2 separate regions of the Homo sapiens genome follow, and region 1 is linked to region 2. Evidence: read pairs that join two places in POLR2A ChIA-PET (ENCODE). Cell type or tissue: A673. All regions are shown on one strand. Each heading gives the region's core, and the rest is flanking DNA. Links, peaks and the distances in the headings are about the cores only. Region 1 has its middle 5.9 kb from the start of CARMN. Region 2 has its middle 10 kb from the start of CSNK1A1.

Region 1 (2,915 bases), core at 132-2,631, 160 kb after region 2:
GAAGGATGTAACACACCTTTTATGTTGATCGCCAGGGAAGAATGGTTATGGGAAGGGGAACAATGGTGTAGCCCAGTCCTCCCAAATCTTTGTGGGAAAGGCTTGCATTGAAGGGCCCTGGGTGGTTGGCTTGGAGCCCTTCTCTGGTCTAGGGGGAGCACCGTCTTCCACTACCGTGGCTGCTTTGGGAGTAGTGAACCTGACTGACAACTCGAATATTACTCACCAAGATTAGCTCCTGCTCGGTTATTCATGTCCTTCCACCATGGTCAGTGCACTGATACAAGACCACATGGGTCTGGACACCTCCTTCCAAGACGCCTGTACGGGAACCCTCTGTGTGTAAGAGGGAGGCAGTGAAAACCCTGTAGAGAGCAGCTGGGCTGCATGCTGGACTTCCTGCTATCACCAGCACATGGGGCTTGAACACTTGAAGTTTCAAGGAAAACCGGGCCACACTAATTGCACCCTGAACAGTGCAGGGTAACACATGTGACCGTGCATGTAAAATGCACCGTTCGATGTGTGAAAGAACGTTCAACAAAATAAGAAGAGAAGTTATCTCTGGGTGGAGGGAATTTGGGGTGATTTGGGCTTACTTCACTATAGTTTTCTGTATTTGATTTTTGTCTTGATTTTCATTGAGCATTTCTTGTTTTTAGGCAATTATCACATTTATTTATTTATTTGAGAGGGTTTCTTCCTCTGTCACCCAGGCTGGAGTGCAGTGGTGCAATCTTGGCTCACTGTAACTTCCGCCTCCTGGGTTCAAGTGATTCTCCTCCCTCAGCCTCCCTCAGCCCCCTAAGTAGCTGGAATTACAGGCATATGCTACCACACCTGGCTAATTTTGTACTGTTAGTAGAGATGTGCTGCCACACCCGGCTAGTTTTGTACTGTTAGTAGAGATGGGGTTTCACCATGTTGGCCAGGCTGGTCTTGAACTCCTGACCTCAGGTGATCCACCCGCCTCAGCCTCCCAAAGTGCTGGGATTACAGGCATAAGCCACCATGCCCAGTCCAATTATCACTTTTAAAAAGGCATACCACGAGACCTTGACAGCTTACTTTGTTTTAGAATTTATGTATGGCAACTGTGAAAAATTGAAAATTTAATTCAGTGTCCATTGTCTAATCAAGTCTTACCAGTCAGGGTCCATGTGCAGGAAAGCAATTATTCCTGCTCATTTGAGCAGAAAGGGATTTACTACAGGGAATCGGAAGCTTATGCAATTAGGAAAATTAGAGAAGTGGGCCCTAGAAAGGACCCTTGGGAATGACTTTGAAAACCACAAAATTGTCCTGTCAAGGCAGATGCTACCTCTACTGCCATCAGAAGTGATGTGATGGTTAATTTTATGTATCAATTTGATTGGGCTATGGGATGCCCAGATAGCTGGTAAAGCATTGCTCCTGGATGTGTCTGTTGGTGTGTTTCTGGAAGAGATTGGCTTTTCAATGCAGATCGCTTTTTGCCAATGCAGAGGGGCAGCATCTAGTCCATCGAGAGCCTGACTAGAACAAAAGGGTGGAGGAGGGGTGAATTCTCTCTTCTTGAGCTGGAACATGTGTCTTCTTCTGGCTTCAGACATCAGAGCTCCTGGTTCTTGCTCCTTGGGACTCTGGGACTTACACCAGTGGCACCCCTGGCTCCAGCCCTTTGAACCTGGACTAAGTCATACCAGCAGCTTTCCTGGTCCTCCAGCTTGCAGGTGGCAAAACGTGGGACTTGCTGGCCTTTATAATCATGTAAGCCAATTTCCGAGATAACTCTCCTCTTCTGTGTCTCTATATATCCCGTTGGCTCTGTTTAGCTGGATAACTCTGACTACAGTGGACTCTGGAGGGGGAGCTCCACTGTCATGTGAAGAATACACTGCTGCAGCTGTGTCCAGGGTTAGGAGGTCACTCCTGCCTCTGCCACACCCACAAAGCCAGCGACCGGTTGTGTCAGTCAGGCAGGGCTGCTGTAACCAAACACTCCATCCAGACAGGGTGGCTTAAATGATGGGAATTTATCTCACAGCTCTGGGGGCTAGAAGTCCGAGATAAGTGTCAGCAGAACTGGCTCCTTCTAAGGCTGTGAGAGAGAATCTGTTCCAGGCCTCCTAGATTCTAGCGGCTTGCTGGCAATCTTTGGCCTTTCTTGGCTTGTAGATGTATCGCCCTGATATCTGCTTTCATCTTCTCATGGTGTTTTCCCTGTGTGTGCTGTTTCCAAAGGTACTCTTTTTATAAGTCATATTGGATTAGGGGCCCACCCTAATCCAGTCTGACCTCATATTAACTAATTACATCTGTGGCAACCCTGTTTCCAAATAAGGTCAAATTCTGAGGTGTTGAGGACTGGGAATTAAACATAGAAATTTGGGGAGGGGGGACATAGTTCAACCCTAAACATGTGTAAGGGACCACTGATGTGGACAAACCCATATAGGGGTGCTTGCCAGTAGCTACTGTGAAGAAGCAGGAAGGTAACCTCCCTCCAGAACCACTGGAAGTCTGGGAAATGTAGTTTTTAGCTTACAAGGCTCTGCAGTAATGAAGGTTGGAATGGATGCAGCACCAATCCACCAAACCCCTGACCTAAATCCAACATCCTCTGTCTGCCACCCAACCCTGGTCATTTTGCAGCTGGCAAAAATTCCTGCCACTGAGCACATGCACCTGGGGTATTAGAAACAACACTGTCCTCAGAAACCAGGAGGTGAGGACTGCGGGAGTCCCGGCCCTATTATTAACTCACAGGGTGACAGCCACAGCTAATCAAACCCACCTGACACAAAATCCCACCATCCACAATTCACTCAACAAACACAGCAGTGTTCACAGTCATTAACACACTCAGGAACCTTGTGCCACATGCTGGGAACTAACTTCGTAAATTTGTTCCACAAGGCTGTCCCACCCACCCA
Region 2 (2,915 bases), core at 154-2,653:
AGACAGAGGTGAGTAACCGGGATCAGACAGCTGGATCAAGGAACTGGACAGCACACCAGGAACTGCTGGGTTTGAGATTCAGACACGATGAAGATGGGTGCTGACTCTCAAAACTGTGGGAATTCAGGCACAACTGGAAGTCAGACCCTGATGGAACACCAAGCGGCAGAATTGAGATTTATTGAGCTGCAGATGAACTATGTAAATGAGCCAAGGGGGGAGGGGGATGATTTAAGTCAAATGTAAGCCTACTTAGGTAATCTCTGCTACTTTACTCCCCATTCAGATCTAGAACAGGCAGAAAGCTCTGGACAGGACATGTTCCCTGTAAAAGTAAACAGACATACATCATAGAACAGTGGTGTGGAATGTAAGGAATCCTTCTCAAAAAGCTGGTGTTCTTGGCCGGGCGCGGTGGCTCACGCCTGTAATCCCAGCGCTTTGGGAGGCCGAGGCGGGCGGATCACGAGGTCAGGAGATCAAGACCATCCTGGCTAACACGGTGAAACCCTGTCTCTACTAAAAATACAAAAAGTTAGCCGGGTGTGGTAGCCGGGTGGGCCCTGTAGTCTCAGCTACTCGGGAGGTTGAGGCAGGAGGATAGCGTGAACCCGGGAGCTTGCAGTGAGCCGAGATCGCGCCACTGCACTCCAGCCTGGGCGACAGAGCGAGACTCCGTCTCAAAAATAAATAAATAAATAAATAAAAATAATAAAAATAAAAGCTGGTGTTCTTGGGTAAGCTCTGGCTTCCTCACACCTACGATGGATACAATAGCTGCAGTTACCTAGCTCTTATACTGGCCAGGAAAAACACAAGTCAGTGAATCACAAAATACTCTATGAACTATACAGTGCCATATAAATACAAACTGACTTTTTATGCTTTGTGGATTAGGGCCCTAAAACCCAAAGTTCTTTTTTTGCCCAAAGTTCTTTTTTTCCCTACTCAGCGCCCTGGCTCTGTTCACTGCAGAAAGTCTTTTTGCAGTGGTGTTGGGCTTAGCCAGGCTGAAATGGAGCAGTTAGTTCATTTTCTGTGATAAGTATCAGTGCTTCCTGGCATCAGCATGGAGAGTTAAGAGTTAACAGGATGTGTTCTTAGGACCAGCTCTCCTCAGGAATGGCAACTCAAGCATCTTCCAAATTTAGTCTCACAAAGAAGAGTTAGATTACTATAGTGAGTAATAATGAGTCACGAGGAGCACAGTTTCATGCCCTTGCTAATGAACAATGCAGAGGAAGAGAACAGGGGCTGAGAAAAGAAAGGGACATAGAAATTGCAGAAACTCCAAAATACTATAAAATTCTTCCAAATAAAAATAGCTAACACAAATATTCCAAAATGCCACATATGACAGCACATTTCCAGGAATTAATGGTTGTTGTGATTAAAATAGAAAATTTAAAATACAATTTGATTATCTAAATATTGCCGGGACAGACTGATTAGAATAAGGTAATGGGAGTGGGATAGGAAACACAGGCGAAATGCAGCATTTAGTCTTTTTTTGTGCTTCTCAAGTCCTGGCCTTATCAGTAATGTTTTCAATGAGTAGATGGAACATTGATGACTTGAATTTCCTCCCTGTCAGGACATATCTCTGGCATTGCATATATTACACTGCAGAGTGTTCATTGCAGACAAACGAGTTAAAGCCTCCGGCATTATTTCACAGTAACTCTTTGCCAAGGATTAGACTACGTTGAAGAGTAAAAGTCATTTTGTGTTTTCCCTTTATGAAAATCTATGCAAGGACTTTTCAGACTAAAAGAGATTTACAGAGGTCACTTAAGTAATGCCCCTCCCCCACCCCCAGGGAAAGCTATACTGAAAAGTAAGGTATAATTATTGCCTTTTTTTTTTTTTTTTTTTTGAGACAGAGTCTTGCTCTGTTGCCCAGGCTGTAGTGTAGTGGCGTGATCTCGGCTCACTGCAACCTCTGCCTCCCAGGTTCAAGCAATTCTCCTGCCTCAGCCTCCCGAGTAGCTGGGACTACAGGTGCTTGCCACCACGCCCAGCAAATTTTTGTATTTTTAGTAGAGAAGGGGTTTCACCATGTTGGCCAGTCTGGTCTCGAACTCCTGACCTTGTGATCCACCTGCTTTGGCCTCCCAAAGTGCTGGGATTACAGGCGTGAGCCACTGCACCTGGCCAGTATCTTCTAATTTCTAACTACCTATCTATTGGTATGTTTTGCGGTTAGAGAATCTGATTTTCCTAACATTTAAGTATTAAAGAGCACAAGTCAAGATCTGCCTGTCAGAATTTTACATTTTATCTGAATTTTAAGAAGCTGTAAAAGACAAAGAGTATGTTAGTTTCTTCTTTCTACTTCAAAATATAGGAGTCATCATCAATAAATGGCACAATTTTTTTTTTTCTTTGAAAGTACAAACAGGGTTTTACCACATTGCCCAGGCTGGTCTCAAACTCCTAAGCTCAAGTCATCTGCCCCCTCGCCCTCCAAAGTGTTGGGATTACAGGCATGAGCCACCGCACCCAACCAATAGCACAATATTTTTAAAGCAATCTTAAAATCTGACATCTTTTAAAAGATTACAACATTGAAGTCCAGGAAAATATTTAAGGTAGAGTCACAATTAAAATCAGATTTCCTGACTAAGGTCAGGATAACATTTTCTGACATAATTTAACCTGTCCTTAAATACCCAACTAAAGGGATAATTTGGTTTCTCTTCTCCCACCCCAAAATAATTTTTAAGAATAATATAGGCCAGGTGTGGTGGCTCACGCCTGTAATTCCAGCACTTTGAGAGGCAGAGGTGGGCGGATCACCTGAGGTCGGGAGTTCGAGACCAGCCTGACCATCATGGAGAACCTCGTCTCTACTAAAAATACAAAATTAGTCGGGCGTGGTGGCGCATGCTTATAATCCCAACTACTTGGGAGGC

Evidence for each region. Peaks named below come from ENCODE experiments on the same cell type or tissue, not always from the same donor. Only the 100,000 strongest peaks of a DNase experiment are listed, where the experiment ranks them.
Region 1: POLR2A ChIA-PET joins it to region 2 with 17 read pairs; 4 of 35 experiments call an interaction of 5 or more read pairs at or near these places.

What each region holds. Positions count from the first base shown.
Region 1 is chr5:149,399,529-149,402,443 of GRCh38, reverse strand. It overlaps a transcript of IL17B not described here. Among named protein-coding and RNA genes, the nearest start is that of CARMN, 5.9 kb to the left of the region's middle. RefSeq lists an enhancer at 2,508-2,677. In A673, for the core only: no CTCF peak of the experiment used is centred there; a DNase peak (open chromatin) is centred at 1,193.
Region 2 is chr5:149,560,234-149,563,148 of GRCh38, reverse strand. It overlaps a transcript of ARHGEF37 not described here. Among named protein-coding and RNA genes, the nearest start is that of CSNK1A1, 10 kb to the right of the region's middle. In A673, for the core only: no CTCF peak of the experiment used is centred there; DNase peaks (open chromatin) are centred at 198, 1,138 and 1,738; H3K4me3 peaks cover 1,058 bases; H3K27ac peaks cover 1,752 bases.